Linked DNA regions of Mus musculus: region 1 is linked to region 2. A link is a loop called in an ENCODE intact Hi-C map of the cell type or tissue named here. Cell type or tissue: left cerebral cortex. All regions are shown on one strand. Each heading gives the region's core, and the rest is flanking DNA. Links, peaks and the distances in the headings are about the cores only. Region 1 holds the start of Gm9997. Region 2 overlaps Nin (ninein).

Evidence for each region. Peaks named below come from ENCODE experiments on the same cell type or tissue, not always from the same donor. Only the 100,000 strongest peaks of a DNase experiment are listed, where the experiment ranks them.
Region 1: a loop joins it to region 2, with 2.1 times the contacts of the local background. A loop is called at or near these places in 3 of 42 quality-filtered maps.

What each region holds. Positions count from the first base shown.
Region 1 is chr12:70,100,311-70,116,301 of GRCm38, forward strand. Gm9997 reads left to right here and starts at 6,908. Exons shown (of 3, transcript XM_030247034.1): 1 at 6,908-7,017; 2 at 10,349-10,397; 3 at 10,587-12,930. The coding sequence starts at 6,908. The coding sequence ends at 11,273. Nin (ninein) reads right to left here and starts at 2,544. Exons shown (of 29, transcript NM_001081453.1): 1 at 2,341-2,544. The coding sequence starts at 2,523. In left cerebral cortex, for the core only: no CTCF peak of the experiment used is centred there; a DNase peak (open chromatin) is centred at 6,302; H3K4me3 peaks cover 211 bases; H3K27ac peaks cover 307 bases.
Region 2 is chr12:70,044,416-70,060,406 of GRCm38, forward strand. Nin (ninein) reads right to left here. Exons shown (of 29, transcript NM_001081453.1): 6 at 12,237-12,383; 7 at 11,457-11,624; 8 at 10,892-11,028; 9 at 10,416-10,556; 10 at 9,973-10,147; 11 at 6,725-6,835; 12 at 6,250-6,339; 13 at 4,609-4,747; 14 at 2,738-2,859; 15 at 732-1,222. Among named protein-coding and RNA genes, the nearest start is that of Nin, 50 kb to the right of the region's middle. In left cerebral cortex, for the core only: no CTCF peak of the experiment used is centred there; DNase peaks (open chromatin) are centred at 6,501 and 9,472; H3K27ac peaks cover 1,447 bases.

The DNA of each region.
Region 1 (15,991 bases), core at 3,856-8,855, 55 kb after region 2:
CAGAAACTTGCCAAGGATCTGAGTTTAGTCCCCCATGCCTCAAATGGTGGAAGGAGAGAACCTGTACTACCTCAAGTTGTCTGCTGACCCTCACTGCTGTCTCTGTCTCTGTCTCTGTCTCTCTCTCTCTCTCTCATACACATATAATTACACACAATCACATACATATTAACACAGAGAATAAATAAAATGAAAAAAATTAACTATAGTTGGTAATGATTAACAAAATATTTCAAAAAAGATAATAGAAAAGATTTCTAGTGCTCCCAACACAAGAAAATGCCAGTCAGCTGACCTCATCATGATGCATGACACTCATGTATTAAAATTCCACAGATCAGTATGCATAGTTACTATGTGTCATCTAAAATTATGTTAATTTGTAACACAGCTTAACATTGTATGATCCCTCCTCAGTGTTTCCTGAAGGTGACACATAGAATGGCTCCAGGATTTAGTGCTTTACAACTGAAAATTACAAACCATGCATGAGACATCGTCACAGAAAGAACATGGCCAACGCAATCAACCGAGGAGAATAATTCAGTTTCATAAAGATGCAAATTTAACCATACTGTGTTAATTCATGACAATGCTGTCTCTCAAGACAAACACCGGGGGCCTCCCACATGAAATCAATATGCAGACATCTATTTGACTTTATCACCGGCTCACTAAGTAAATACCACACTGTAGACCACTTAGGTACTCACTATTCAGGCAAATAGCCGGTAAAAAGCAGGTTGATGGTGTCAAGCCATTAACAAATCAATCGATAACTGCTCCCTGGTCTGGGCTAACATCTGGAGAGCAAATTGTAAGCCAGCTGCTAGAACAGAATCTTTGTGCAGTGGAGGATCCCCTTGTACTCTGAGAGGGGTTCTCAGGGAGACCATCGGCCAAAGCCTGGCTCCTTGTGCTTTTTGAAGCACTAACAGCAACTACGCCTCCATCCCAAAGGCCTGCAACCTGAGGACCACACTGGGAGATGCTACTCTGTTCTCCACTATGCCCAAAACCCTGGAGCACATGAAATAGAGTAAATGGTTTGACCTTGCATATTGCTGTTTTTACTATTTTTCCAAATGAGTCGTTTTAGCATTTTCTAGGAAATACTCATATACTCACAAACATTTAATCTTCCTCAAAGTGATCAAGAGTGGCCCTACTTTTTGCAACAAAATCTTCTTTTTCCTGAAGTGTGAACTATTTGGCCTCACATGTCAATCCCCCAATATCCTTTTTTTCTTTATGCTTCATGGTTAGTGCTGTGTCTGCCTCCTTCATGTGACACGCATCTAATACTTCTATGCCTTGGGACACTTATCCACATGTCTGTTGGAAGACCGTGAACAAGGAAGGAGGAGGAGGTGCATCTGGCAAAATCAAACGACGCTTCAGGACTGTTTCCCGGAGTAACAGCGCAGGACAAACCTGTGTACTGGGTGTCGCCATTAGCAACATTTTTCTTCATTTTGCCTGGCCTAGAGCCAAAAGGTGGGGAGGGGGGAACTCTACACAAAGCATTGTAAAGGAGGTTGAACTAAAGGCATTCTCAGACTGCAACAGACTATCTGTCCTTCTCACTGCTAGGGACTTGGGACAAGTTGGGGGGTGGGGGGGGACGGACCTCTTTCCTCTTTCTCTTGCCTGAGACTTAATCTAGGGGAAAAGCATGGCCTGGCCAAACGTGGAAGTTAACCAGTTTGCACACACACTCGCCATGCATGTTGGGTTGGACTGGAGACAGCCTCTGCTTTGTGTACTTCCTGTCTTCCTTCCTGAACGGAAGATTCAATCTTCACCTCAAAATGACCCACACAAAAACCAGCTTTTAGAAGATCATTCAGAAAACCTACTTCTACTTCCTGTGAAGGGCAGCTGTCTTCCCGCCTTTCTTTCTTTTCCAATGAAATCTCACCCACAAAGAACAAGGAAAAAAAGTCTGAGCCGGGCGTGGTGGAGCACTCCTTTAATCCCAGCACTCGGGAGGCAGAGGCAGGCGGATTTCTGAGTTCGAGGCCAGCCTGGTCTACAAAGTGAGTTCCAGGACAGCCAGGGCTACACAGAGAAACCCTGTCTCCAAAAAAAAAAAAAAAAAAAAAAGTCTGGGAAACAGTCAATTTCTCCTGTTACCCATAATGCTCAGTGTACAACTTAATTCCAAGTGCAGACTAAATCTAGCATTGCCCTTATCACGAGAGCAAACTACACGCCCCAGGCTAACGGCCAGGTTGCAAGAGACAAGTTGCAACACACCTGTGGCTTGCCACCAACCCCAGTACTCTGACAGAAACCGCGCCCCACTTCCAACCAACTCTGTTCTTCCCCAGATCTTACCCTGCCCAAGAGGTTGTCCTGGAGTAGCGTCTGTTGCAGCACCGGGCCCACATCCTCCAAGCACAGCACGTGGCAGAGGTCAGTGAGCTCCTCTTGACCCAGAGACCCAGTTCCCAGGGTGTCAAAACTGTCAAACAGCTCCTTGAGTCGGGCTTCATGCTGGTCCTCCTCCACCTCATCCATCCCATAGCCCACAGCGCTCACCTGTGTGGGACATGAAGGAAGACAGGTTGGGACAGGTCACAATTGGACGGACACATGAATCTTCCCCAGCTCTACCTGGACACACACATCTCCCCCCCCCCCCCCCAAGTCCCATCAGCCACTTGGAACACTCTGCAGCAAGGCCCTGCCTGGCCAGTGGTACTTGTACACACACCAGCACGAGGGCACAACTGTACCGCTACAATGGAGTAGCATTCCTAGCAGGAAGGGTTTAGGCAGGCAGTCCTCCTCCTTCCTGACAGGCAAATGGCCTGTCTCACACCTGAAAGGGTTTCTCACCTATCAGCCTGGGGACTCAGGAAAGTGAAAGTCTCTTCTACCAGCCGGTCAGGTCAGATGAGATAATTATTAGTATTCAGTCACTACGGTGGTCAGAGCTGCCAGACAAGTCAGCAAGCTGTAGACAACCTCCCCAGATGCTGGGATCTGAGGTGTGGCCAACTTTCACTCCATTCAGCCTAGGTATTCCACATCACAGCTACATCAGAGGCACTGGCTGAGCCATCTCCCTATTTATGCCACCCAGAAGCCTTTGATTCAAAAAGCAGCTCAATTAGCCCTGCTGGTGCAATTACACACAGCAGGCAGAAAGTATTCCCCCAAGGCTCTCTTTTGCCCCAGGGTGTTCTAGGTAATGCTTAGTTGCCTAGAGAAAGGGTAAAACACCGCCCACCTTTCCTGAGGAGCCACTGGCTGTTTTGGGAGAGTTGAACAGCATCTCTGAACTCCTCCACCGCCAGCAACTCACGCTTCATTCCCGACTGCTCAGTCTTTCATTACTGATTCCCGGGTCCCAGCCTTTCACCCCCCCCCTAGAATCAGTAAAAACCTGACATCACCAAAAGCTTTCAGTCATCTTTTGCTAAAAATAAAACCACACAAATCCAGGTATTTTACTTCAAGGATAAGATGTTCACAGGCCGGGCGTGGCGGCGCACGCCTTTAATCCCAGCACTTGGGAGGCAGAGGCAGGCGAATTTCTGAGTTCAAGGCCAGCCTGGTCTACAGAGTGAGTTCCAGGACAGCCAGGGCTACACAGAGAAACTCTGTCTCAAAAAAAACAAGGAGAAAGAAAGAAAGGAAGGAAGGAAGGAAGGAAGGAAAGAAAGAAAGAAAGAAAGAAAGAAAGAAAAGAAAGAAAGGTAGATGGATCTCTGTGAGTTCACAGCAGCAGGGCATACAGAGCAAGTTCCACACAGAAAACCCTGTTTCAATTAAGAGAGAGAGAGAGAGAGAGAATGAATGAACGAAGACAAGTAACACACATACAGAGTTTAAAAAGAAAAAAATGAAAAAGATCTTTCCTTCTCCTTGTACACAATAATCAATTTTTAATGTGCTGGATCCAGCCCAAATGCTGCACACCTGGAAGCAGCTTCCTGATGCAATCGAGGGTGCCAAACGCACACATACCCTTGGGATGGTGACCTCAGGCGTCTGCAATCAGGCTTTCAGCCAACCCCATGACTACAAAACACAGCACCTTCCCCAGGGCTTGGGGGTGTAGCTCAGTGGAACATCATAGATGCTTAGCATGTGCAAGGCCCTGGGTCCAACCCCCCAAAGCACCAACAGTAAAAGCAGCCCCTTTAACTAAAGCCCTGAGTCAGAGCTCAGAGCAGCTCCCAGGAAGGCAGACAGTGTAATTTAAGCTGCACACAGCTCAGGCCCAGGGCAATGGAGCTTTCTGAAACAATGCAACGCCCCTCTAGGCCACTTTCTTTCTTTCCACAGACAACTGTCCATAACATGACAGGCAAATAGCCAGGTGTAGTGGTGGATGCCTTTGATACCAGCACTTGAGAGGCAGAGACAGGCGAATCTCTGTGAGTTCAAGGCCAGCCTAGTCTACAGAGTTTTAGAACAGCCAGGGCTACATAGTGAGACCCTGTCATCTTTTGTGTGTGTGTGTGTGTGTGTGTGTGTGTGTGTGTGTGTGTGTGTGAAACCAACAAAAAAGACAAACACCCCAACCAAAAAAAAAAAAAAAAACTGAAGATAAGCCATGACCCCACACTGGATGACGTCAGAGGACCTGGGAGGAAGCTGCAGTACAGCTTAGTGTTTAGGGACACCTGTGAAAGCAGTGTGATAGAGAGTAGGTCCAGGCTCCCAGGGCTGGGAAGGTCTCTTCCATCAGCAGAAAACCACTGAGGTGCAGCAGGCTCTGGCTGCCTTCCCAGGGTTGGTCTGCTGGGTTAACTAATCAGTATGTAAATGTTTTCAAAATATGTTGGGAGTGCTACATAAACATCAAAGCTTCAAAAAAGGAACGCCAAGGTGTTAAACCAAACCACAAAAAAAAAAAAGAAGAAAAAAAAAGGAACACAGACAAGGCCAAGCTTGGCTAATGAGATTTGCCTAGAGTGGGCCAGTTAATTGTCTACTAGGATCTGCTGGGAATCCCTGGGGGCTCTGGGATTTTCACAGTGTGAAGCGCTTTCTTAGAGTCTTTCTTAAGAGTCGGCTGGGTTGTAATCTGAGCAACTTCAGAAAAGCCAAGACAACTCTACTCTCTATGAACTCCGAAGAGGAGGAGTCCTAACACTTTCCCCCTCAAACATTACTTTCTGTCTCAGCCAGGGGTTCTCAACCTATGGGTCACGACCCCTGCGGGGAAGACCAACTCTTTCACAGGGGTCACATGTCAGATCTCCTGTATATCATATAGTTGCATTATTTTTCGTAACAGTAGCAAAATTGCAGCCATGAAGTAGCAATGAAAGTAACTTTATGGGGGGGGGGGGTGTCACCATACACGAGGAGCTGTATTAAAGGGTCAAGGCGTTAGGAGGGTTGAGAACCACTGGTCCAACTAAGTCAGTGAACGAGAATGAAACTCTCCCAGTGCACCTGACCTTATCTGCTGCTTTGAATCTGGCTAGCTAGCATGTCTGATTTAGAGAGACAATTGGATTTCCAGTAGATCAGACATCTTCCTTTTTTTTTTTTCTTATCCCTGAACTTCATTTCCTACATGCCACAGACAAGCAGCTTAGGAGAATGTTCTTTTGAGTGGTTGGGGTGGGAGGTGAGGGTACATGGGGGATGGGGTGGGGGTGGGAGGTGAGGGTGTGTGAGGGTGGGTGCATGGGGTGGGAGTAGGGGCAATATGGGCGAAGGAGGGGCTGCACCCCAGTGGAACAAGTGCTCCAACTGCAACATCCAGGAAATGTGACACGTGGTGACAAGCTGTCAGTTCTCATCTGGCACCAAATGCATTTTTGCTGGTTGACACAATTCTCCAAATGTTCATCTGTAATTTCCCGTGCAAGAAACGTTTCCCCTTCCCACTTGCCAGAAAGGTAAGAGTAAAGGCCACAGTTTCTCCTTCGTTATCTCCTTCCCTTCCCCCAGCTGAATCGTACAATCTATTCTTTGGGCCAGGGACTCAGTAAATGGACTGACTTCATGTTAGGGAGGTTCCAGGGAGAAATATTTACCCCGGTGAAGATGCCAAAATTGACATAGACTGTTCCTGCCCTGACTTCTTCCACACATACATCTTCACTTCTCAAGGGCATTTTCAGGGTTAGGCCTAACCAAGAAGTAACGGGGCACCGACAATGAGTACTGAACCACAGCGGAGCCGTTGAAGTGTAATTCAGTGTAGAATGCAGTCACAAGCTACAGCTGCGTTTCTCAGTTAGGGGCGCAGATTTTGGAGGAGACTGTCAAGCTAAAACATTTGTTTGGACAATGAGGATAACAACAGCCATCTGCAGGGGTTGTTCTAGAACTAAGTAGGGCAAGCTAGTGGCTAGGCTCAGAGAAACAGGCCCAAGAGAGGCAACTGAAAAATCAAGCAAGAAAACACCCGAGGCCTGGAAAGGAAGCCAGAGGAGCGTAATTTAACTCAATCAGGCAGAAGTCAGCCTGCAGAGCAACCAAGCAGCTCGTGGAATGCGACTGAACAAGGGAAGGAAGGAGCAGTTGTCGCTCCCCTCGTAAGCATCATTATATTAATAAGCGATAATGATAGTGGATAATGCTTGGCTCCCTGAGCCTAAAGAGGCAGAGTATTGATAAATTTAATGTCAGAAAGCTGCAGAAAGGCTGGGACATAGTGGGGAATTCAGAAGGCATTATGTTCTTCCCAGCATTTACTAGGAGTCCGGCCTATGCCAGGTACTTTATGTATACCGCCTTGATCATATAATTTAATCCTCCTAGTTCGGGGGTATAGATAGTATCACTTCCCTATTTCAAATGTAGAAATTGGGCCTAGGAAGAATTAAGCAACCTATTCAAAGACACAGCATTATAGTGGAGGAGGGGCTAAGGTTCTACTGGTGTGACCATTATTGTCCCTCAGCCCTACACATGCTCACAGGATGCAACGATGGGACTGAACAACCTGTGTTCCCTGATCTGTGTCACCCGGCTGGACAGTACTAAGAAAACCTTGGACGGTCTCAAGCCACACACTGCTCCAAATTGGAATGCGGGATGGTGGGGGATCCCGGTTACCTTGGTCCATAGACCGAATGAGTACAGCCTACAAGTCTCTAGGAACACGCATCTATGACAGGCACCCTCTTGTCCTAAAGCAGCAGTGGGATTTGAGGCTGAGAAGAAATGCACTTTTACATGAGACAACCATAAAGGCCCCCAACCTTCAGGAATGGATACAACTCAGGAATCTCGCACCAGTCCATGTCTTTCCACCAATGAATACTTAGGGTCTAATCTGGGAAGCCAGTACTTTCCAGAGTCAGGCCCAGCAGGCACCCAGCCGCAGCAGGAAACTTACAAAAAAGCTGAATGGGAGTAGTAAGTCCTCCTTGAAGTTGGAAAGAGCAATTCCGGCTTAAGGATGACAACCGTACCCTCAGGAGAACAGCTAGTCAGAAGCCATTAATGACTCCTCTGGAATAAAAGGCCTGGTGTGGGCAATATGCTGGCGTTCTAACTAGGGACTGTTAAATAAGGGGCAGATGTATAGAGCGAGCAATCAAAACATTTACTACCCAATAACCGGTCATAATGACAGTTACTCGAGCATCTTCCTCCCAGTGAACCCAAAACAAGGCTGTCACTAGACCACAGACAGACACCGGTCACATGTCTGTGCTGTATGCACTCTTTATTCAACCCCCACCCCCCACCCCAGCTGATGAAAACACGGTGCCAACAGGGACTTCCAAGAAATAGGTGGAGGTAGAACTGGTGTAATGAAGTCACCAGCTCTACCCAGGTCAGTGTGAAGTGCATGTGTGGACTTCCCCACACCAGGTTATAGAAAGGAGCTTGTAAGTCTGGAACCCCAGACAGGGTGGGTTCTGGGCTAGAGGGAGTAAAAGGGAGACAAAGACTGGCAAGTGCAAACCAAATAAAAATAAACACAATGCCACACACAGCCCCTAGCCCAGGCCTTTTATTTCCCTTCCAGATGGCCCAGCAGCTGAACAGCTCTGCAGCAGCACGTGTGCGTGGCCCTCTAGGCTCAGCCTCTCCCCTTTCAAGAGAGCATCATAATAGATGCTCTTGGACCTGTGCTCAGACACAGCTGTTGGGGGAGTGGGGGCACAGCCCAGGCAGTGACCACCAAGTGACTAACTACATTACTTTGGGACTGCAGTGATGAACACAGACAAACCCTGCCTGCTCAGGCTTTTCACCTATGCCTTTATTAGACCCTAATAATGAACCATAATCAAATTAAAGTGTTCTTTTTTTTTTTCTTCCCTTTTTTTCCCCCTACATTTTTGCCAGCTGCAAAATTTTCCAGGTTTAATCTTATACTAATTTTATTATAAAAGGAAATAACAAGGAGAAGAAACTCAAATACAACACCAGCTCCAGAACAAGCAATGCCCTGCCCACCCCTGACTCCCCAATTTTTTACTTAAAACACTTTTTCAAAGTACTATTTGCTGCTTAGCCACAAACTGCCAAATGCCTCCTCCCAACTCAAACAGTGCCTCCTGCCTTCAAGCTGGAAACCAAAAGCAAGACAGCGTCAGCAGGGACAGAGGTGAGGTAGAAAAAAGTAGGTAAACTCCTACATGCCACTGAACAGGGAAAATTCACATTCAGAGGAGTCTGAAAGAACACTTGTTCTGCTAACCTACTCTAAAGTTTAATTGTGCCAAGGCTAGCACAATGTGCCAGCATTTACTCTCAACCTAAACCAGAGTGAGGATTTCACTGCCCTGCAGGTTAATGTGAATCCAGGCTTTTGTTATACCTAATAGCAGGTGAATTACCTAATCAGTTAAGGAAAAACAACAGCTCCGCACAACAGATCCAGTAACTTATATTCAACTACTTACAAAGCTAGAGGAGCCACACACAAAATAAAACAAAAACACTAAACAGAGTTTTGTGTTTGCTACTTACAAAAAGGAAAGAAGGAAGGAAGAGGAAAGCCTGAAACAACTTTCGTTTCTTGAGCTGTATTTACATAAATTAATTTAGGATGGGTGAAGCTGTGAGCCTCCTAGGGCCTGAGTAGAAAATGCCTGTTCTCACATCACATCGACAGATGATATTTCCCCAACTCTGTTGAGGTATTAGGAGAGCAACGCTCTGAGCACTTTCCACGTAGAGCAAGTGTATAATCGCTTGTACTAATTGCAGTAAAGAAGAGAGCTAATTTCTAATGAAGTTTCTCATTTGCATAATTCCATAATGTTTTGAATTCTCTCATTTCTGAATATAACCAGATAAATACACCTTTTTTGTTGGGTTCAGTGAGCCCGCCCCACAAGCCTCTGGCCAATAAATAGATGTAAGATCAATAGCCAGAACTCAAACTGCATTATTTATTGGCTTACACATAAGTTGGCATTTATAAAAGTAAGCATCTAAAAGGTTCAGGCTGTCTGAATCCCTCTAAAGACATCCTGATGTAACTGCCAAGCCCTCGATCAGGGTAAGGCTTAGAAAATGTATTTTCATTATCAACACAAAATGGAAGCATCAAGACTGGTAAAATGTTAAAAAGTCATTTACAGTGACATTTAAAACTATTTATTTGAACAACATTTGACTCGTGATAAGAACACTGACTATTAAGATTGACTGTTCAGAATTCTGTGGAGCCCCCTATTCTTGTCCTGTGGGGTAACATCTTCTGATATGAAGGGCCATTACATTATCTAAAATGAAAGGGAATAAGAAAAAAAGAACTTGTGACATTCTGAGCGAGCACCTATTAAAATGACTGGACCGTGACATTTCAACAAGAGGACCGCATAGATAGAGGGTGGCTTCCTCTTCCTTGTCCCAGCATCTGTGTGTTGGCAATGCCTTTGCTTATGGCAATCCATTTGCTTTCTCAACACTGCAGTTCAGAATGCTTCCCTCTAAAACATCAGAGAGCCTTGAAAATAGGCAGGTTGCCAATACCCGCTGCCCCGGATCACCTCCCTATGAACACCAACCACAGCTGAAGAGACAGCACGAACTCCTCTCTTTCAGCCAGCCTGAGATGTTACTGATGAACAGTCGGGATATTTCACCGCTTCTTTCAATTCCACAGCAAGACATACTAATATTCCAGGTCAGCCTCTAATAGCCCGTGCTCACCATTGCAGAAGACCCTAGAAAAAGCTACACCGGTATCAGGAAAGTATTCCCTTGTGGTTTGTTAAGCTTCGGAAAGCATACATATAAAATTTATGCTAAGGTGACCTATCAGAGCGAACCCAACTGAGAAATAGTTCATGGTCCAAGAGCCAAGCTCAGGTGCTATCGTGAGATTAACTGGGATGAGCACCCTAAACGCTACCGTGGCAGCCTCGCAGACAACCACAATCTGTTTTTGGTTGAGCTGCAGGGAAAGCCTCCTCAGGACTTCCTCACCGCCTGGAAAGGGTCTGTCCCAGGTAAGGGACGATGAGACCGTCTCATAACAAAGTTGTCTGGAAATACTATCCATAGCAATGCAGGACTCCAGCTCCCCTTTCGTTAGCACCTTCCGGGTCGAGGCTAGGGCACCATCCTTCCTTCCCAACCTCTCTCAAACTAACAGAGCTTTAAGCGGAGGCTGGTTTCCATCAGCCTTGTCTTTTTAGGGGAAGTGGGGGTGGTTCTACAGTTCAGACCCGAGTCTTGGATACTTCTCTCCCACCTACACCCTCTCCTCACTTCATTCCTCACTCGCGGTTTTCAGAGCAACTGTCACGACGCACTACCACCCTTTCCTGCTAGCTGCACCCAAAAGTCTCTACCTGCACGGATCCTACGCACCTTCTAAAATCTCCACTTTCAGGACTCCAAGCAGCTCTGCGCTCCCAAGAGATTCAGATCGACACCCAGGGGCTCCCCACGCAGGCTTCCCCTTCAGCTTCTGGATCTCGGGGCTGCCTGGGTGGTCTCGACCCACAGAACAAGAACCCTTTCTGCTCGCTCCAGCTCCTGCCCGCTGCTGGAGCGAGGCACAGTGGCAGCTTTCACTCCCGGCGCCGCAGGTCTGGGAGGCGGAGGTGTGGCGGGAGGGCGGGCCAGCCCAGGTTCCTAGCAACCCGAGCGGCGTCCCCACTCCACCTGTCCCCTCGCGGGTCGCAGAGCTCACACGCCAGACCCGTGGTCCGGCCCCGCCGGCCTCGCCTACCTTCCGTCGGCCTCTGGGGAGCGCCCACGCCGGCCGCCTCCGGAGCTCTGCAAGCAAAGGGCGCTTTGTTAGGGCCCTGCGAGCGCCGCGACACCGAGCAGCCCACGCCGCCGAGCCGGGCACGCGTCCTTCCAGAGGACGCAACTAGGGACCCGCGCGGGCGTCATTTCCATATGTAAGGGGCCAGCGCTCACAAAAGCGCGCCGGCGCATCCTCCGCCCCCGCCGTCGCCCCTCCCCCGAGCCGCCACCCGGCGGCGACAGAACCCCTCCGGGGCCGCACCGCGTGCAGGACCGGGATCTGCGGGTCTGCGCCGCTCAGGGCGCTCGGGGTCCCTCGTAGACCGCGCATTGGCAGCCGAGGCCTCCTCGATCTCCCAGGCCGCGCGACCCCCGGGGCTCCCCAGCTTGTCGCTTACCGAGTCCCGGGCTCAGGCGCCCCGCGCCACCGCACAGACCATGACCGCGGGACTCTCGGGCTTGGCCGGGCGGCACGGGACGGCCGCGCCCAGCGCGCTTGCTCCCGGCTCAGCCGCCGCCACCCGGAGATCGGGCCGCGGGGGAGGAAGAGCCTGGCCGCGCAGGGAGGAGTCAAGGGGACGCCGGCCAGGGCGCGGCTCCTCCTCCCGCCGCAGCCGAGGGAGGAGCGGGTAGCGGCTGAGAGTCGGCGGGTGCGAGCCCCCGCCAGGGAGATTTGAATTTGGGAACGCCCTGGCTCCGCGTGTCAGTCCTGCACCCAGAGGTCGCCTCAGCGTACCAGCTGGCACTGCCACCCCGCGGTCCCTTGCCCACCACCTCCTTTTCCTCTCAAAGGCATCTACTAGTTCTTGGCGCTTGGCACAGAACCCACAACGTTTCGGGAGAGCGAAGACCCCAGCTTGATGGACATTAAGTGGAGGCGGGTACCTCTGTCACCTGCAGGTGACCCTGGGTTCCCTAGCTCCAGAGAGCCCTTTGAAGGTCATGGGAAAGGGCCCCAAGAAGCAAAGGACCCTGGAGAGCATTGAGGCCTCTGGACATCCTACCTTTTCTAGAAGCATCAGTAGCTGCCCACCTCATTCTCGTAGGTGCCCTGCCCCTTGTATAAACTTCGGAGAATGCAGTCAACCCTCTGTTACAGCCGCGCAGAACAGAAAGTCATTGGAATTGGTGGTCCTTCTGCCATCAAGGTTGCTGGGTGGATCCCCATCCTGCTGCTTTCTCCCATGCCTGCTCTATATGTTACCCTCAAAACCAGTGCTAACTATATCTAAGTGTTCTTCCCTTTCCTATGCTTCCAAATACCAAGTAGTCAAACAGGATTGCAAATCCAGGCTAGAGGTGGAGGGAGGTATGGGCCCGGAGGCAACTTCTTTGCAGGATCCATGAGTAGCCCTTGTGGAAGGAAGGATATGTCTTGATTTTATTACATCCACAAGTTATTTCCACAAGAACGCTGGGCAAAGCCCCCTTGCCACTGAGAGTTGTAGGCCACAGAAAGGACAATGGGAAGTTCAGGCTCCTGGAACCAACTGATGTGACCTCTTAGGTCAGTCTCCTTGAGGAGGTAGACACCATAGCATTTCAAAAGCAGGAAGCTGGAAGGCCCGGAAGCCAGAGCGTCACACAGAAAGCCCTTCACAGTCCGAGATTCAGAACATCACATTATGTGTGTCAAACTGCCTAGAGTTTAATGCTCACAAAGCAGGACCAGTGAGAAGGGTTTTCCTGGGGCCCCCAGCTGACCAAGGCCTGCTTTATTATTTTCTGATTATACTGTGTATAGTTCTGTAGAGTGGAAAACCCAAATAAAGCATTTAAAGGGTCTCTCCATACTGTTTCTTACAATTTACAGGAATCCAGTTATCTCAAAATGTCAAATATCAAAACCAGTTATTTAAAAAAAAAAAAAAATCCAAACCTTTCTCCAATACAGAGCATCTGGGAGAATAAAAAAGAGGCATTTTTTTCATGCTCTAACACAGAAACATACAAACGTTTGTAAGCACAGCTATTCAGTATTATAACGCCATTCATCAACCCTCTACCAGGATACTTACAGAGATGTCATGAAGAAGAGAATGATGTTCCGTGGGCACTCACACCACCCACAGCCTCGGAGGGGAAGAGTGAGGAAGCAGCTTCCTTGTTCGGCCCAGATTCTGCCATGTCAGATCTGCCATGCCGAGAATCTCTCCATACGCTCAGTCCTTTAACCACCGAGAACCCTTGAGGATGAGGTACTTAGTGCCTTAGTTCGGAAGCTGTGATCCTTGGGGCAAGGGAAATTGGATTTCGATTTCACTACTTGAGGAGGAAGCTCGTATTGCTAGGGATGGTGTAATTAGAAAAACTGGTTTTTTGAAAGGATGGGAAGGGTGGAGTTAGGGTTGGGATTGCCTCCAGCCCCACCACAGGGAAGCGAACAGCAGGGAGCCAGGCAGTTCGCTGTTGGGTGCTGCAGGGCGGGCGGTACAGGCTTGGTGAGAGCAAGTCTGAGGCTTTTTTTTTTTTTTTTTTTTTTGATACAAGGTTTCTCAACTCAGAGATCCACTTGCCTCTGCCTCCCAAGTGCTGGAATTAAAGGCGTGAGACACTAGAGCCCTGTCTGAGGCAGATTCTTTAATACTACGTGCCTGCATGTTTAGGCTGCTCAGGGCCAGGCAGGTCTTAGTCCTTAGAAACCAAGACTTCTCTCAGAATCAGCCTACGGCTTGGCCGAAGTAGTTTTAATTCCACTGTACATATGATATAAAGAAAAGAAAAGAAATGTGAGCCTTTGCCTAGTGGTATACCTATTGCAAGCCAATTTTCACCTTTTATTTGTTGTAGTTTATCTGCTTTTGATTTTTAAAATAACTTATTTGTAGTGCAGAGCTGTTTCACCTGCACATATGTCTGTGTAAAGGTGTCAGATCTTCGAGTCACACACAGTTGTGAGCTGCCATGCAGGTGCTGGGGATTGAACCCTGGTCTTCTGAAAAGAGCAGGCAGTGCCCTTGTCTGCTGAGCCATCTCTCTTAGCCCTCTGCTTCTGATTTTAATTCTCATTTTACAGAACCTTGTTAAGGGGGCTGGGATCCTTCAAGTACTTGCACCTGTTGTCTTTGGGGTTGTTTTCTGCTACATTCTACAATATAGGACTAGAGTTGTCAGATGGTTAAAACTTTAAAGTTTACTGAAGCACAGACCTTGGAAGAGTATGTCATTCTATTTCCTCCTGGGGAAACTATTTTTGTTGTTGTTTGTTTGTTTGTTTGTTTGTTTTATTTGAGACAGAATCTCTCTACAAAGTCCTGGGTGTTCTGGAACTCACTGTGTAGGGTAGGCTGGCCTCAAACTCATAGAGATCCGCCTACTTCTGCCTTCTAGTGTTTAAAGGAGTACACCACCACACCTACCTTTAATGTGTAGCCCAGGCTGGCCTTGAGCTCTTGATCCTCCTGCTTCCAAAACGGGTGGGAAACTATAACTGATCAGAGTCCGGACAGTTAAGAAGAACTGGAGAAAGAAATGAGGGAAGTAGACTTTGATGAAAAAGATAAAAGTAATCAGGGCTAGTGGCGCACACCTTAAATCTCAGCACTTGGGAGGCAGAGGCAGAGGCAGGAGGATCTCTGTAAGTTTGAGGCCCACTTGGTCAACGAGTGAGTTCTAGGACAGCCAGGGCCACACAGAGAAACTGTCTCCAAAACTTAGAGAGAAAGAAAGAAAGAAAGAAAGAAAGAAAGAAAGAAAGAAAGAAAGAAAGAAAGGGAGGGAGGGAGAGGAAGAGAGAGAGAGAGGAGGATGGGAGGGAGAGAGGGAGGGAAGGACGAAGGAAGAAGGGAGGGAGATGTTTAGGAATGTACTTCATTTGTTTGTTTGTTTGTTTGTTCTGGCTAGCAGAGGAACTGAGTGAAAGATGTCTGTTTTGACCCTGAGGAGACTGGGTACTGAAAGAAAGAGGGAGAAAAACAGCCTGTATCCCAGAGACACATGCCAGAGATGGGGAGCCTCAACAGCCAGGCAGGAAGAAAGAACACAAGCAGAGAGGAGGGAGTGGATGGAAGTGGCCTTTAGCCTTTGCCCCTGGGAACTCTCCTTAGGACTGCTTCACTCTCCTCTGTGAGGTGAATGAGAGGAGAGGACGGCTCCACTCAGATTCTGAAAGTACCCTTGGTTGTCTTGGTCTTCCGAGGAAGTGTTTTCAGTTCTTACCCTGGCAGAAGGAAAGATACCCATGTGGCTTGGGGGCAGCATTGGATCTGAACAAGTTGGGCAGCTTACACAGATCCTAGCACTGCAGAGGGCAAGGACACCATTAAGATATGTCTGCACGGAAGCCGACCTCCCTCCACTGTTCTGCGCCTGTACCTCCGAATCTTCCCACGGCTTTCCTTTCCGTCCAGATCATCAGTCCTGTGGCACAGCCGGTGCCTTTGCCTCTGTGACATGTTTTTTCTTTGGTGCAGAAGTTAAAGCACAGTAGGAATCAGTCCTCTAGCACGAGAGTCTTTCGGGCTGAGCATCTAGGTTCATTTCGGACACGTGGCCCTCACACTGAAAGGACGGCGCATGTTCATGGTGGGGTAGGACTGGTTTTTATCACGGAACCATCCCGTTCCTTGAGTCAGGAATCTGGAAATGGTCTGCCATTCTAAAGTGCTGGTCACTGTGGCTTCAATCAAAGAAGAAGGAAATGGAATTTGAGTTTAAAAAGCTGCAATGTTTCTTCCGTAAGCACTTGACCAATGTGATGTGAAATCTTCATTTAAAATAAAAGAGCTTTGGATGGAAAATGATATTTTGCCAAATGGGACTACTTTTGAGTTTTTGTAAGAATTGGGGACCTACTTGAAACAGCTCTGTCCAGTAGAATTAAACATAAGCCATACGTGTAGCTCAA
Region 2 (15,991 bases), core at 4,609-9,608:
TCTGGGGACCAGGAATCCAGGAAACTTATCTTTCTCTGAAGCAGGGGGAGCTTACGAAACCAAATCCTTTAATAGGCTTCCTGAATGTACTTATGTGGTTTAATGATGCCTTATACTGGCATTTCACATTGAATGACCAAAGACATAGTGACCTCACTCCTCAGCTGGGAAATATTTTGAAAGAGGCACCATAGGATTTCAGCTGCATAAAACAGGCACATTAATAACTCTCTTCTGTTTTTGCTTAATTAACAAAAGAGCTCTGCATTAAACAGGGTGGGAAACTCGAAATCTCTCAGTTATACCTGGGATTTCACACAAGGACAGTAAACACAATATGCCATTTCGTAAAGGGGAATAAATATGAGTATTCCAAATCCAGTGTACGAATGGGTTTCCTCAGAGAGCATCAGACAGCATTGCAGTAGAAAGGATCTGGTCCTCATCTGAGCACAGGAAGACAGTAAGTGTCACGCAGGGACAGTTCCTCTGACTGCCTGTCTTCCCTCCCTCTCCCACATACATACACACCAGAACAGTTCCAATGACCAAAGGAGACTTCCTGGTGAACAAGACAAAACTAGTTTGATTAACTTTGAAAGAACCTACTCAAATCCATGGGCTGCTCTGCTCTGCTCCCCCAACCCCGATCCCGTTTTCCAGTCCTCCCTGGCTGACAGGAACTCCGGAGAAAGAGTGTCCAGTAGTTCACGGTCCCCTCATTTTCTTACCTTCCCTCCTGGAGTTCCCTTCGGTGATGTTCCGAGAGCTCTTCCCTCAGCTCTTCTTTCTCTAGAGCATGCTTCTCCTCCAGGCTCAGCAGCTGCTCCTGGTAAGATTGCTCCAAGCCTCTCACCTTCTCCTCAGTCCAGGCAGCCTGGGCGAGTCCCTCTCTCTCCTGGCGAAAGCTCTCCGCTGCCTGCTGCAGCCTGGCCTGGAGCTCCCTCTCATGCTCCTGCCGCAGCTCCTCCTGGAGCTGAGCCTTTTCCTCATCGAACGCCATTTGCAGTTGTCTCTTTTCCTCCTCGTGCCTGCAGCTGGCCTTGTGGTGGGCCTCCCTCAGCACGGCTGCCTGCCCTTCCAGGTCTGCAATCTCACTCCGAAGCTCGCTGACTCGCTTCTCCAAGGTGTGCACTCCCTGCTCATACTTCTGCTTCATGGCTGCCTGCTCCTGTTCAGAGGCGACCCTGGTATCATCCAGCTGCTTTTCATAGTGGCGCACCTAGAACCGGACAGTGAAACCACGGGATGACTGGGTTCTGTGATATGGGGAAGGGGTATGGGTGCAACAGGTGCTTCTGTCCCAAAGGACACTCTCGTTTTCTCGTTCTCATTGAAAGTGCAAACTTAGCTCAAAATTACCTGAAGTAAAATACTAAGTGAAGCCAGGTCTATCTTTATTGACTTAGGTATGTGAGTGTTCATATATGTACATGTAGGTGTGTAGGCGCGCGCACGTGTGTGTATGTGTAGGCAAGAGGACAACCAACCACAGTGCCATTCCTGAAGCACCAACCACGTCTTTTTTTTTTTTTTTTTTTTTTTTTTTTTTTTTTTTTTTAAGATAGGTCTTTCACTACTAGCTCAGAACAAACCAAACAGGCTAGGCTGGCTGGCCATCGAGCTCCTGGCTATCACTGAACTAACAATTTCTTCTCCAACTTTGTGTTTCATACGGCATTCTGCGTGCCTTCCTTACAGAGTTCAAGAAACATCTGAAGACTTAAAACACATATTTTACGATCCTAAGGCTGTAGTAGGGAAGTGGGAAGGTGAAAGGGGCACCCGTGGGGATCTGCTCAGTGGAGTCATAACAAGAGAAGCAGAGGCTGGGGAGCGGCACTGAGTAAAGAGGACCTGGGCTCCATCCCTCAAATCCACATAAACTGGGCATGGTGGCTCTTACCTGTGATGTCAGTGTCGGGGGGCAGAGGATCCCTGGGCAAGCCAATTAGCTAGACCAATGGGGGAGCCGTGTATACACACATGTAACCATGCATACACAAGTATACATACATACACATATGACCAGTACACACGTGACCATGCATACACATATAACCAAGCATACACATACGACCGCGCATACACAAAATATGCATACACACATGACCATGCATATACAAGTATCCATACATACACACATGCCCATGTATACACACATGACCATGCATACATAAGTATCCATACATACACACATGACCATGCATACACACACTTAAGTAGGCATACACATGAACATGTATACACATGTAGCCATGAATACACACATAAACATGCAAACACAATATAACCATTACATACACATCTAACCATGCATACACGTGAACATGCATACACATATAACCATACATAAAAAGAAAACCAAAAACATGGTGAAGGTGAATGGAAGCCACATAGTGCAGGACTGAGAGGCCAAGGATTAGAGCTTGTATCTAATCTAGGAAGCGATTCTACATCAAAGAAAGGGTTGGTTGTTTTTTTTTTTTTTCAATTGAGTTATTTTTTAACAAGTTAAAAACACCATAATTAGTGTATTACAATATGAGGGACTAAGCACACATCACATTCTGGAGAGACTAGAGAACAGGCCTTGACTTCAGCCTGAGGAAATGGGTTCCTGGCAGCCTCTGAACTCCAGAAGAAATGCACAGGAAGTGCTGGTCTGAGAGGAGAAGGCAGCAGGTCCGCCCACACGCTGACAAGACTCAGGGTCAGACTGGGACTCAGGACTCACTTTGTCTTCCAGCTCCAGTCTCAGGTGACACAGGTCCCGGTGGTGCTGCTCCTTCATCTGCTCGATGACCAGCTCTGCCTCAATGCTCATATTCAGGGGGTTGCACTCTTCAGATCCAGGCCCTGAAAGCACACAGAACCCACCGAGCCTGCCTCAGGCCCACTCACTGGCATACTCTGGCATCTGGCAAGGGGGCATGGCTTCACTAAGGACTCCTTTTCAGCCTCGTTTCCCAGCTGTGAAGTGCTTGGGAACAATGGGATCCACCACATTCAAGCATCAGGGCAACAAGAGGAAGCAGGTAAGGAGATCCTTCTAAACATGGGCAGCACGCCAAGCCTTAGTTGAATCCGCCTTTTTGAATGATAAATGGGTGTGTGTGGAATATGTTGAACATGAGCTCTCAGCTGGAGAGATGGCTCAGTGGTTAAGAGCATCGACTGCACTTCCGAAGGTCCTGAGTTCAAATGCCAGCAACCACATGGTGGCTCACACCCATCCGTAACAAGATCTGATGCCCTCTTCTGGTGCATCTGAAGACAGCTACAGTGTACTTAGATATAATGATAAATAAATCTTTAAAAAAAAGAAAAAGGGCTATGTGCTGGGGAAACAGCATGAGGGAGTTTGGTCAAACTAACCAACTTCTTGTCTGACTTCTTGTCTATCCAGAAAGTACCCAGTGACAAGTTCAGAGGGATGATGTAAGTGGCTAGCACCGCTACTGCTCTGTATTATGGGGCTAACTTCAGGGGCCAAGATGCCAGTCCATCCCTCAATACTGTTTTAGTTGTTTTACCAGGTGTCTACGTTATTTTCATCCAGACGGGTCAGGGGCATGGGTGCAGGCAACTGAGAGGAGTCTCAATGCCTTCATAGGGTTCACCTCTCCCACTGCCCACAATAAGCACCAAGGGAAAACTGAAATCATGAGCAGAAGTCGAGGGCTGATCTAGCACAAGGTCAAGTATATTCCCTGCTAGGCAGAGATCTCTTAGGGCAGGGAGACTCAAAAAATACTTTTCTCATCTGGAGATACACAGGCAGATGGAGAACTGTTCATGAGCAGAGTTCTAACACCCAGGATGGACAGGCCTGCCTTGGGCTTTCTCCTCACATATTTTGGCCCATCCCCCCACCCCGTCCAAGATGGCAGAAGTTTCTTGGAACAGTCTTCAGGTGGAAGAGCTGCACCTGGTGAATCAAGGATCAGAGAGAAGGACTCAGAACTTCTGACACCTCCTCCTGGATCACTCCTGCTGATCCCACAGTAGAGAGGGGAGGGAAGGGAAAAGCTACCTTCTTAATGACCAAAGGGAAGGGAGACGGCATGAGGAACAGCAGAGCACACAGGAACCTTGCTCAAATTAAAACCCAATGTACAGAGGAAAGGGGCAGGAGGGACCCAGGCAAGGAGCTGGATTGCATGGTGGCCCCCAGGCAGGCCCACCCAAGAGCCTCACTCCTCCTTATCTCCCTCAAAGCCACAGGCTTGAGCTCTTAACTAACTTGCTGCTCTGACAGAGGCAAATAAGGCACTTAGCCCAGGCAGCCTATGAAAATCAGCTACGGGTTCTGTGGTGTGTAACTGGCTATAACTTCCAAACCATCTTCATACCAAGCGGCCATGGTGCGGGAGGGAAGAATCAGCAATATCAGAATCACAAATACTTTTTGTAAAGAATTCAAGGACAAATGGAAAAAAAAAAAAAAACCCAGCCACAAGTGACGTTGCTCAATAAATGAGACTGCCAAAGTCTCTCCCTCCCTGAACTCCAGGATGCCAGTGTTCTGCAGTGCTCCACCCAGCCACTGTAGCACAAACTAGGTCAAACGCAGACGTCAAAAAGATTGTGTGCAAATGTGTTTACCTTGGTCGGGCTCAATACCACCACTGTGACCGTCGAGTTCTTCTGACAGCGAGTTCTTCAAGGGGAGTCTGAGCACCCTGCCTTGAGCCTGGTATTCTTCTAGTTCAGACTGAAGCTCATCCACTTGGTCTTGTAATAGCTGGAGTTTAAAAAAAAAAAAAACACCAGTCTTACACGCGGCACCAAGAAAGCACCAAGAAAAACAGAGCGGATAAAAGCAAAGAAAGAGCCCGTCTCGCTCACACACAGGATCTGAGTTTGGTTCCCAGCACCCATGTCAGGTGGACCACAATCACCCGGGACTCCCAGTCCAGGGGATCTCATTCCTTCCCGTGGCCTCTGTGGGACTGCACTCATGTGCAGAAACAACACAGACAAAGACATAAACATAATAAAAAATTTTTAAAAATTTAAAGTAAAGAGACTATGTAATTGGAGGACAGTTTGGTTAATTATCAGATAAGGGACTTGTAACTAGAATTTATAAAGATTATTAGAAATCAAATTCAAGGAATTCAACTTAAAAGTGGACAAAGGCTATATCAGAAAGTTCATCAAAGAAGATATACAAACAACCAATTAGAAGCTACAGGGGGAATGATAAAATCCTATGATAGGATATGACCACAGCTGTAAATGAAGATGTGGTGGGTGAGGACATGCATGTGGTAGGAAATTAACATAGAAAATAAGCTTGCAGGAGCTCTGCCAATCCCTAGAAGTTAAACATTGGTTTAGCTTGTGGTTCAGCAGAAAGCCTCCTGGTATAAACCCCAAGAGAAATATAGTATATGCCCCCACAAAAATCTGCTTAGGACCATTATTCATGATAGCCCCTAAAAACCCAAATGTCTATTAGCTGATTTCAAAATGCCGCATATCTATACGATGGGACTTTATTCAGCCACGGGAAGGAACAGAAAACAGATACATACAACACCATGATGAACCAGGACACTATCACCAAGTGAAAAGAGCCCTTCGCAAAAGACCAGTTGTTAGCTGAGAGAAAATAGACCAGTGGTTGCCTGTGCTGCGTTAGGGGTAAAGAGAGAGTGGGGATGGGGATTGGAGGAGGGGGAGACATGGGAAGGGGGGTGGGGATGGGGAAAGGATGGGCAGGACAAACTGGGCGGGGTGGAGGGATGATGCCGAGATGGGGATGGGGACAATAGGAGACGCTGGCTGAAGTAGAGCACGGTTTTCTCGGGGTGATGACATCACTCGAATTGTGTTGTGGTCAGGGCTCAGCGATCAGTTAGGGAAGCTAATTTTGGGGTAAGAACATCAATACAGCCACATTAATTCTTCACTCAGCAAAAAATTAGAGAGTCCTCTATGTAGTAGCAAGATAAGGTAGACCAGAATGGAATTGGCTTGATTGCTTACAGCCCAGGACACTGAGTCATATTAACAGCTAGTTTACGCATGTGCTCTGTATGTCCCTGGCTTTGGTCTAAGCACTTTACACAATGTTTCTCAGAAGCTCTGCAGCTGCCTACTGGGTGCCTTTAAGCACTGTGCTTAAAGGAAGTTTCCTTCTATAGATTTCAGTGGCCTGACAAGCCCAGGCATTGCTGAGGCTGGGATTTGAACCCAGGCCCTCCAGTGTTGCTTAGTTCTCATGAGCCACGCACGCACCCTGCACTGTTGCTCATATTCATTTCTCATCTGCGCCAGCCTCTCCTCTTGAAGAAAGAACTCAGCACTGCTGGGATCGAGGTCACCAAACTAGAAAGGACGGAAAAAAAAACAAAAAAACAAAGATGTCATTATTCCCAAGGGCCCTTCTTTGACCTATCACATTCCAAAGATCCCAGCTTCTGGGGGTCATCCAAGCTCCCAAATATGACAAGAATGAGGCACTGAAGCAGAGACACCACCAATCAGAAGCGGAGGAAACTACTCAGCTAGTGTTCAGCTAGGGGAGGGAGCCCATCTCAGCGCCAAGCAACGCTTGCTTCCCTCTCAGCCACCATCCTCAGTCACACCCTGAGAAGTTCCTCCCGGCACCCAAACAGTTCCCTCATAAAAATGTTCTTGGCATTGCTTCTGCTCTTTTGGGCGAGTGGCATCTTGGGCAGCTCACCAGGAAATCGGAAGCAGGTAGACTTACCTTTTCTGCTAACACATTTTCCAAACTGCGCTGGAGCTTCTGCGTCAGGCTCTCGTACTCTGCCAACTTCTCTGCGTTTTCCAGAAGCTCAGTCTCCAGGCGATTGTTTTCCTTGAGAAAGTTGGGAAAATAAACATGGCACAAAGTCAGAAATCAGGGGACTGTCCTTGATATCACTTCATATGAAGTATGAGACAGGGTTGGGGATGAAGAAAGCTGGATCTACTGTGAAAACTAGAGAGAATCGAAACCAAACAATGATGAAAAGGTTAATATCTACCTCATGATTCCAAAAGTCTGCCTTTAAAAAGAACCTATAGGGGCTGGAGAGGTGGCTCAGTGGTTAAGAGCACTGGCTGCTTTCCCAAAGGTCCTGGGTTCAATTCCCAGCACCCACATGGCAGACCACACCTGCCTGTAACTCCAGTTTCAGGGCTTCTGACACCTACATACAGACATATGTGCAGGCAAAACACCAATGCACATAAAGGTAAACCATTAAAAAAAATTACAACCTTATAAAATTGTGATGTTCCACATCTTAGCTACTAAAAGGCCCGTGCAGATACTGAGCACTTGAAATACATCTGGAACCAACTGAGACCCACTGTCAGAGAAAAATACACACTGGATCTCACACAGTAAGTTACAAACATAGGAGAGAGCACAGAATTATTTGTGCTCACTGGTTCCATTTAGTGGTAATAGTGCCTTGTAGACACTGAGTTAATTCATTCAAAATTAATCTTACCTTTTAATTGGATATTATTTTTAATACCGAAATTTTCCTTTATAGCAATAAATTATTTTTTAAAAGGAAAGTACCCATATGGCTTTATTTTATTTCTACACAGCATTACAGAGGAGCATTTTAAACAGCATATTCTTCATGTATTGCTCAGTGTAAGAAATCAATAGCCAGGCAGTGGTGGCACATGCCTTTAATCCCAGCACTTGGGAGGCAGAGGCAGGCGGATTTCTGAGTTCGAGGCCAGCCTGATCTACAGAGTGAGTTCCAGGACAGCCAGGGCTACACAGAGAACCCCTGTCTCAAAAAAAGAAAGAAAGAAAGAAAGAAAGAAAGAAAGAAAGAAAGAAAGAAAGAAAGAGAGAGAGAGAGAGAGAGAGAAAGAGAAAGAAAAAGAGAAAGAGAAAGAGAAAGAAAAAGAAAAAGAAAAAGAGAAAGAAAAAGGAAAAGGAAAAGAAAAAGAAAAAGAAAAAGAAAAAGAAAAAGAAAAAGAAAAAAAATCTGGTAATAAAGTACAAAGTACCATTTCTAGAATGAGCATTAGCTGACTCATAGGGACAAGGCACTCTTTGCCTGATGTGACTCCCTAGGACCAAGTTGTCCTCTGATCATCACATGCTCACACCAGCGTGTGCCCCACCAAACCAATTAATGTTAACAGGAAGGAAGGAAGGAAGAAAGGCCTTGTCTAGCTATAGCAAGAGACTCAGAAGCACTACAAAAAGAGTAAATCTAAAACTGATTATAATTCATGGGCATTATAGTTTATAGTTAACCTACAATTTTGGTTTAAGGATATAGAAGTTACACATAAATGGTTCGTAATTTTTATGTATAAAGTAAAATAGCAAGCCAACTGAAACTCACAAACTTTCTCCCGTTAAAAAGAAAAAGATCTTTCATAATACTCTAGAAAGATTTCATCCACATTTGTTTAAAAAAAACATAGAGCTTGCCATTTGACATATTTTCTTTCTTCTCCAGTGGTAAAGGCTGATTGGAAGAATGCTACTCTCAGAGTACATTTTGCCAAAAGCACGGAGAGCCAGGATGTCTTTATGTATTCTAGTTCACACTCTAACATAGCAATATGGAGTTTTAAAAAAATGTACTTAAACCTTCAAAAAGATGCTACCTTCCCCTCCAATATCAACTCTAGGGCTTCTGCCTCTCAAAGGATACCCACACTGTCTGCCTCGAAGGGTGGGGGATACCCAGGGAGGCCCCACCCTCTCAGAGGAGAAGGGAAGGGGGTGAGGGAAGGCTGTGGGAGGGGTGACAGAGGGGAGCAGGGAGCAGGATGTAGAGTGGGTAAGTAAAAAAATAAAATTAAGTTTATTAAAATAGAGTCCCCACACTCACATGCTGAACAAGGAGCAAGCCCTGCCTTCCAGACACTGGCTGCTGCCCTGGAGGCTAAATCAGATATCGCTACTGAACACAGGGGACAGTGTGGCACCTAGCCACCACAGTAAAGCAAGCCGAACAGGAAAGGGGGTGTAATGGGAATGGAAAGGGAAGATGGCCTGTGGTGTTGGGGACATGACAAAGGAGCACACAGGAGGAACAGGGGGCTCACGGGAGTTGCAGTGGGAGGGGAGGGGAGGGGCGGGGCACTGGAAGGAGCCGAGGTTAGAGCAGTGACTCTTAACCTGTTGGTCGTGACCCCTTTGGGAATTGAATGACCCTTTCACAGGGGCCACTGGAAAACACAGATATGTATATTATTTCAGAACACCAACATGACTTAAAGAGTGGTACTGAGGGCAGATGGCTAAGAATTTTAATTTCTGGGACTTTCAGCAATTGATGCTGCTGATGATTAGGAGAATTCAGGAGATGGCAGAAACTGCTCATTGCCTTGGCTTTTCCTCAGTTGTTGTGTGGACCCGGGGGCACCTCATGATAGCGAACATTTTCCCTGAACCAGTTATTCTGTAGACAGCTTACTTGTACCATCTGGTATGATAGCCACACCAAGGTAATGAGTAAGAGCTATTATGTGACCATCTGCACATTGGGAAACAGGCTTGAGTAACATCATCCAGGTTTTCCTGTAGGCAGTGGTACTATGCCCAAAGGCCCAGTACTATGCTATCTGGTATGAGAGCCCAGAAAAGAGAAGGTCACCTTCTTCCACTAGGACAGAGGAGGGAAGATCACAAGAGGAAAATCATGTTTGGTGATGTCCAGAGAATAAGAATGGGAGGTAGACAGGAAGGGGAGGGAGAGGCTGAGGCTAAGGAGAAGCTTAGGGCAGCAGCTCTGGAATTGAGGTTTTCAGCCAAGTTCCACCCAGTCCTGAGGAGAAGCGGGAAGACTGTGAAGAACAGGATATACTCATGAACGCTGTCCACTCCACACCCCAAGGCCGCCACCACATCTAGGCCACGGCTAGGGAGAATCCTTGGGTTTAGCCCTATCTGTGCCCTCAGGGAACGACAGTGCTCTGTGCAGATACCTAGCATAGACCCAGGCCATGGCGCTACCAAGAGATTACCTTCAGGGAGAGGGCAAGGCGGTCCCGGATGTAATTCTCTTCCGTCTTGGCCTTTTGAATTTCCTGTTCCAGCTCCACCCGCTGCTTGCCCACTTGCTGCAACATCTGTTCCCTCTCCTGGCGGAGTTCGTTCTTTAAGGCTGCTATGCGCTCCTTGTATTCTTCATCCAGTTTCCTATAAGCAAGGACAACAGGAAAATCAATAGGTGGCCTGTGGATCCCTTGGAGGACAGTATATGGACATTCCAAAACTGGAGACAGACGCATAGAGAAAATGCCTAACGTGTCCTGCCTTCCCAGTGGCTGGGCTGCAGCTAGACCTCTGCAGTCAGCTCTGGTCTCACCCTGCCAGGAGCAGGGGCCAGAAGAATGGGGCTAGAGAGGAGAAGCAGGGGTTTGGGAGGGATGGGGGAGGATGCTGAACCTCGGCCCTCTGGCCACACCTGAGGTTGTATTCATTCCTCCGCTCAATGGCCGCGTGGTGATCGTCCACCTCGGAAGCCATGAGAGACTTCAGCTTTTCTGCTTTGTCCAGGTCCGACCGTAGCTTCTCCTTTTCTCTGACTACTTGGTCAACTCGTTCTCTAGAATTAGAAATAAAGTGAGTTAGTAGGAAGCCGTTTCCAAGCAACCAGGAGACCCAAAAAAAAAAAAAAAGCCCTCTCATCTGGCTCGCCTCAGTACAAACACAAAACCAAGACAACCAAAACCCTCCCCAAACAAAAAGGTTTTCCATGGTTCCCTTCACATGCTGCAGCCAATCAGAGCCCCAGCGCAATTCCCTTCAGCTCAGGAGGGTAACTGTTTAACAGTTAGAGATGGAAGACGGCCACATTGGCCTGTGGGTGGGGAAAGGTGCCTGGTGATATGGGAGACACAAGTAAAGGAAACAGACCAGCGAACCTTCTGCTCAACTTACAACAAGTGCCGGATCTCGGCCTTGAAGCTAGCTAGTGCTGCCTGGTGAATGCCATTCTTGGTAACCAAAAGTTCATTCTCCAGAGCCAGCGTCAGCTCTGTCAGGTTGATGTTTCCATCCAGGCTGAAATCCAGGGCCTGAGAATCAGAACAAATGACAGGCCCAGCTTCAGAAAGCAGAAAGTGTGGAGGCAGACTGAAGCCAGGCTAGAGACCAGGCCGGTCCCTCTCCTTAGGAACAGCTCTCATCTAGAAACCTGTTTCCTTACAAAAATCAAGGTCGGCTGCTTGTATCTTCTGACATCCCTTCTGACACTGTAAAGAAACGCAGTAGGGTAATTTCAAACCTTGCCGCCCAAAGATGAGTTAAGAGCTTTCCTATGTCAATAACTTGAGGTTAAAAACATGGAGATAGTCAGCCGCAGGCTTCTGGCTAACGCAAGCAGGAAAAATTACCTCATTTCTGAGATCTCACAAACTTAATAGTCAGTAAGTAAATCAAGTCAAATCAGTCTCAAAAGATAAGCTGACACGCCCTTCCTAGATTGCGAGTGCAGCTGCCAGACCTTCAGAATCTCCTGACTGTTCTCAATGCCTTCTTCCTGCCAGGTGTCCAGTATCCTCTCCACAGACGCCTGGCCCATCCCGTCATCCAAGCAGGAGAAGACCCGGAAGCCAATGGTACTCGTCATTGCTGACGAGGTTGCGGTCCGCCGTCCACTCTCATCGAAAGACTGGAAGAAGAGAAGAGTCTTAAGGAAACTGAGTCGGACCCCAGAAATTCAGCTAAATGCTGAGCAAGGCTGGGACTACCCAGTCCTGGCCACAGAGAGCAGAAGTTAATTTATACTGTCAGAATGGAGAACGCCATGCTGCGCCTCGGATCTCTGGTTCTCAGTGAGTCAGTCAAGCCTCCAACCTTAGCAGAGAGAACCGTTCCGGGAGATTCCTCACAATAGATGAGATGAGACGGTGTCTACTTGACACCAGGTTTCTTCATCACTGTCATCAAGAGGCATAATTAGTGGCCTTCACACTCTGTCATTTAGGGCCATTTCTCAAACCATCCTTTTCTTTCAAACGGCTTAGTCTTTCTCAATCTCTGAATACTTTTTTCTTCATGGTATTTTGCTTTAGACAGCGGATTAATTCATTCAGAATTACTAAATGAATTTTAAACATCTATTCTGAAAGAAAATGTTCTGTTGGTGCCTCTTTTCTAAGACAGGGTCTCGCTATGTAGCCCAGGCTAACCTCCAGCTTATAGTGCTGTTCTCTACCCTGCCCATTGTGCTGAGATCATAGGTGTGCGCCACCACACGGGGCTCTGCACACTGATCTCTTACCTGCATAGAGAGATGCCGTTTCAGTTGTCTATAGGGAGTAGATGCTGATGGCGTGAGGGATTTCCCAGTCTTAAACAGACCATAGAAAAAGTCTTCCACACTCATTGTTCCATCAGGATCAAGGCTGAGAAACACCTCTTCCAGCATCTAAGAAAGAACAATCACGCGTTTCAAACACACACAAATACCACATGCACAGCACACTTCCGGCCAGCAGAAATTCATACCCCTGCTACTCCAAAAGCCCAGACACATAATGTTGTCTCTATTCTTATTTAAAAGAATTTCCTTCTCTAGAAATGGTGACTTCCCCTCTCACTCAAATGAAATAAAACCCCATCTCTAACATCTCCATAATCTTATGCAGCTTAGCAATCAACTGTCCCCCCCACCCCCACCCCCCACCCCATTCATTCTTCCAGGTCTGGCAGCCTTAAATGTCACAAGTATTATTATTATCAATGTTTTTAAAAATTACTTAAAACATACAGATTCTCACAATTTTGACAAGACGTTAGTTAAAATGTTACAAGTTCTAAGTGATCTAAGTGATAACTGGCTCGTGCTGAAGTTTTCAAATTGGCATGTGACGGTTAGTGCTAATTGTCAGCTTGACAGGATTTAGCATCACTTGGGAGAGTTCCAGCCATGTCTGTGGAGGATCATCTCAACTGAAATGGGAAGCTCTGCCCATTGTGGCTGGGGTCCTGGGGCCCTGGGCTACCCAAGCGGAGAGAGTGAGCCGGCTGGCCGGCAGCGTGCATTCATCATTACCTGCTCCAGAACGTGAGTGTGATAACCAGCTGATTCAAGTGCCTGCTGCCTTAACTTCCAGACCACGGTGGGCTGTGTTTTGAATGGTGAAACAGAATAAATCTGAGGTGGTTTGAATGAGAATAGCTACCATAGGTCCGTATATTTGAATGCTTGGTCCGCAGTGGAAATGTTTAGGAAGAGTTAGAAAGTGTGGCCTCGTTGGAGGAGGTGTGTCACTGGGGGTTTCAAAAGTCAGGTATAGACTCTCTCTCTCTCTCTCTCTGTGTGTGTGTGTGTGTGTGTGTGTGTGTGTCTGTCTGTCTGTCTGTCTCTGCCTTCTACCCATAGATCAAGACATAAGCTCTTAGATGCTGCTCCAACCCTATGCCTGCCTGCCTGCCTGTCATCAGGCTCTCTGTCATGATGATTGTAGACGCACCCTCTCCAACTAAATGCTTGTGTAAGTGGCCTTAGTCACGGTGCTTCGTCCCAGCAATGGAAAAGCGGCAAAGATCAAATCCCTTTCTCCCTTAAGTTGCTTTCATCAGAACATTTTATTCCAGCAACAGGAGAAGAAACTCAAGCAGCATGCTAGCCCAGCAAGTGTGAACTGGGGCAGAGTGCAGTGACGTTCCTTAGAACATCCTGAAGTTATATTTTCATGCGTTAGCCCAGGAAAGAGCAAGAGTGGGTTACAGTGATCTTGTGTGTGTGTGCAAAAGGAGGTCTCAAGATGTAGACAGAGGAAGGAGTTTGACTCTCCATTTTGCGCTCTCTGATAGCCATCCTATAATTTTTATCTTATAACAGGGAATGTGGAGGCTTGTTAGAGAGACAGTTTGTTCCTGAGTCCCACAGGAGAAAAAGTAGCGTGAGTCACAGAAGCCACAGACAGGAGGAAAGGCACAGACATTTTACTGAGACTCTCTCTTCCCTCTGTGTGGTAAGTGTATTGTGGAACAGGTCTCCAAGAACAGAACAGAAATCAAACAGAGATCCTGTAATACACACTGATGCGGTAGGCCAAGGGAAGGGCCTGAGACTGCATTACTAACCAGCTCCCTCGGGATGCCTGGGCCACTGAGAAGCAAGAAGACAGAAGACTAACAACTTTTATTTCAAGTGCTTTACGCCAATTCATAGGAAACATATGTCTTGTTTGGGAGAGGATTCTGAGGCAAGGAAATTTCTAGAGGCTGGAAATCTGGGGAAGAAACAGGTTCTGACAGAATCCTGTGATCGGTGGCATTTGGGACAAGATGCTGAGGTTGCCAAAAAGCCTTCAGCTGTTCTGTCTCATTCTCACCAATCAAAAGAACGATGTACTAGTGGAAGTGGCTTTCAGGACCATTCAACCAGAAATGCCCACAATATCCAGACAAAGCAATGGACTATGTCCTTATTGCTGGCCTGACCTTAGCCAAATCAGTGAACTTTCTACGTGGCCTGAACACCCATCACTTAATCCATCAGCTTGCCAAAGTAGACTCTTGCCAGTTATTTTAAGTCAAGAGCTCAGGATGAGAAGTGTTGGGTAAAGGGATGTAAATTTAAAAAGGACTCAAGAGAACGCAGGTTACCTGAGCAACCGAGGGACCAGCCCTCTTTGGGAACAAGGGCATTTTCATTTTCCACACTGGCCAGGTCGGTGGATGGCTGACTTCCCAGGGTGTAGGCTGTGAAACATGTACCAGAATAGGGTCCAAGAACTGGGACACCACAGTGTCCTGGGAGGTGATGGGAGTGGCCGAGGCATGGAGGCTTCAGACATCAGAAAGTGGTGAGAACTAAGCTAGCTCAGCACATGGTCTCCTGTGGTCTCCGGAGGAGATGACTGTGGCTCGCCATTACAAAATACTTAGGGGAAAATTCCAATTTCAAAGAGTGTACCTTAAAGTCCAGCTTTTAAAACACTGGAACAAGTCAAACAACGTTATCCTTGGGTTTGATGTGGCCTCGAGGGAGCTAGCCTGCCTACTCGGCCTTCTTGGCTGTCTTCACTTAGAGAAAGGAATGAGGGGTGTGACTTTCAGAGAGAGCTCATCTACTTCTACTACCCCCCCCCCCGCAAAAAGGGGGGGCAGCAGTGATCTCACAGGCTTCCTCTGCAAAGGGCTGACAGAGTTCAAACTGCTCTCAGGTTTAAAGTTGCAGGACCCCAAGTTCTATGCTAATCAGCCTGTTCCTCTGGGCTAAGAACTAAGAAGTGCAGGGCACCTCCTCGCTCCTCCTGGTGGGAGGGAGTGGAAACACTAAGCAGGCGCAGGCTTGATGAGCAATGCCTTCCTAATTCCAACAGCACAGAGAAAGAACTGAATGTGCCCCTTGTATCCAGTTTTTAGGAGTTCCCTGCAGAAGAGGACGCCAGCTCCCTGTGAGTGGCAGCGGTTTATATTTCAAAAATTGTCCTCAGATCAGTAACTCAAGTTTGTGCAATGTTTCTTGGGAAAACACAAAACAGAAAACAACCCAAGACTCTTTGTACTGGACTGATTCAGAAATTAGGACAATTAATTTAATTTTATGACTCAATAGCCACCGTTGAAAAATAAATGGGTTGCTGGGATATTCCAAAGGTTGTCAAGGGGCTTATATAATGGTCACATCATATGAGAAAAAGAAAAAAAAAAACAAAACACTAAAAACCGAAATTTTCTGCAAGTCAGGCTATTTGGCAGGTTTTAAAGATCGGCCTCTTTCTTGGTTAGGAATATGCTACCACTTTGTCCCGAGGAGGCAGCCAACATGGTATCAGATGTCATTATAATCAAAGATTCTGGAGCAATGACTGTATTCCTGACTCTAACTGCCCCTAATCTTTATTTGTAGCCTTCTAAAAGACACGTCCTAGAATTATAGGTTTTTCTGTAGAGCTTCACGGCTAATCCCACATTAATCCTAACGATCCTGCCATGATTCTTCAGCAAAAAGGGAAAACAGAATCTTACGTCATAAACTCTCTGGGGCTTGAAGACATTTTGTGCTATCAAAACTACCAA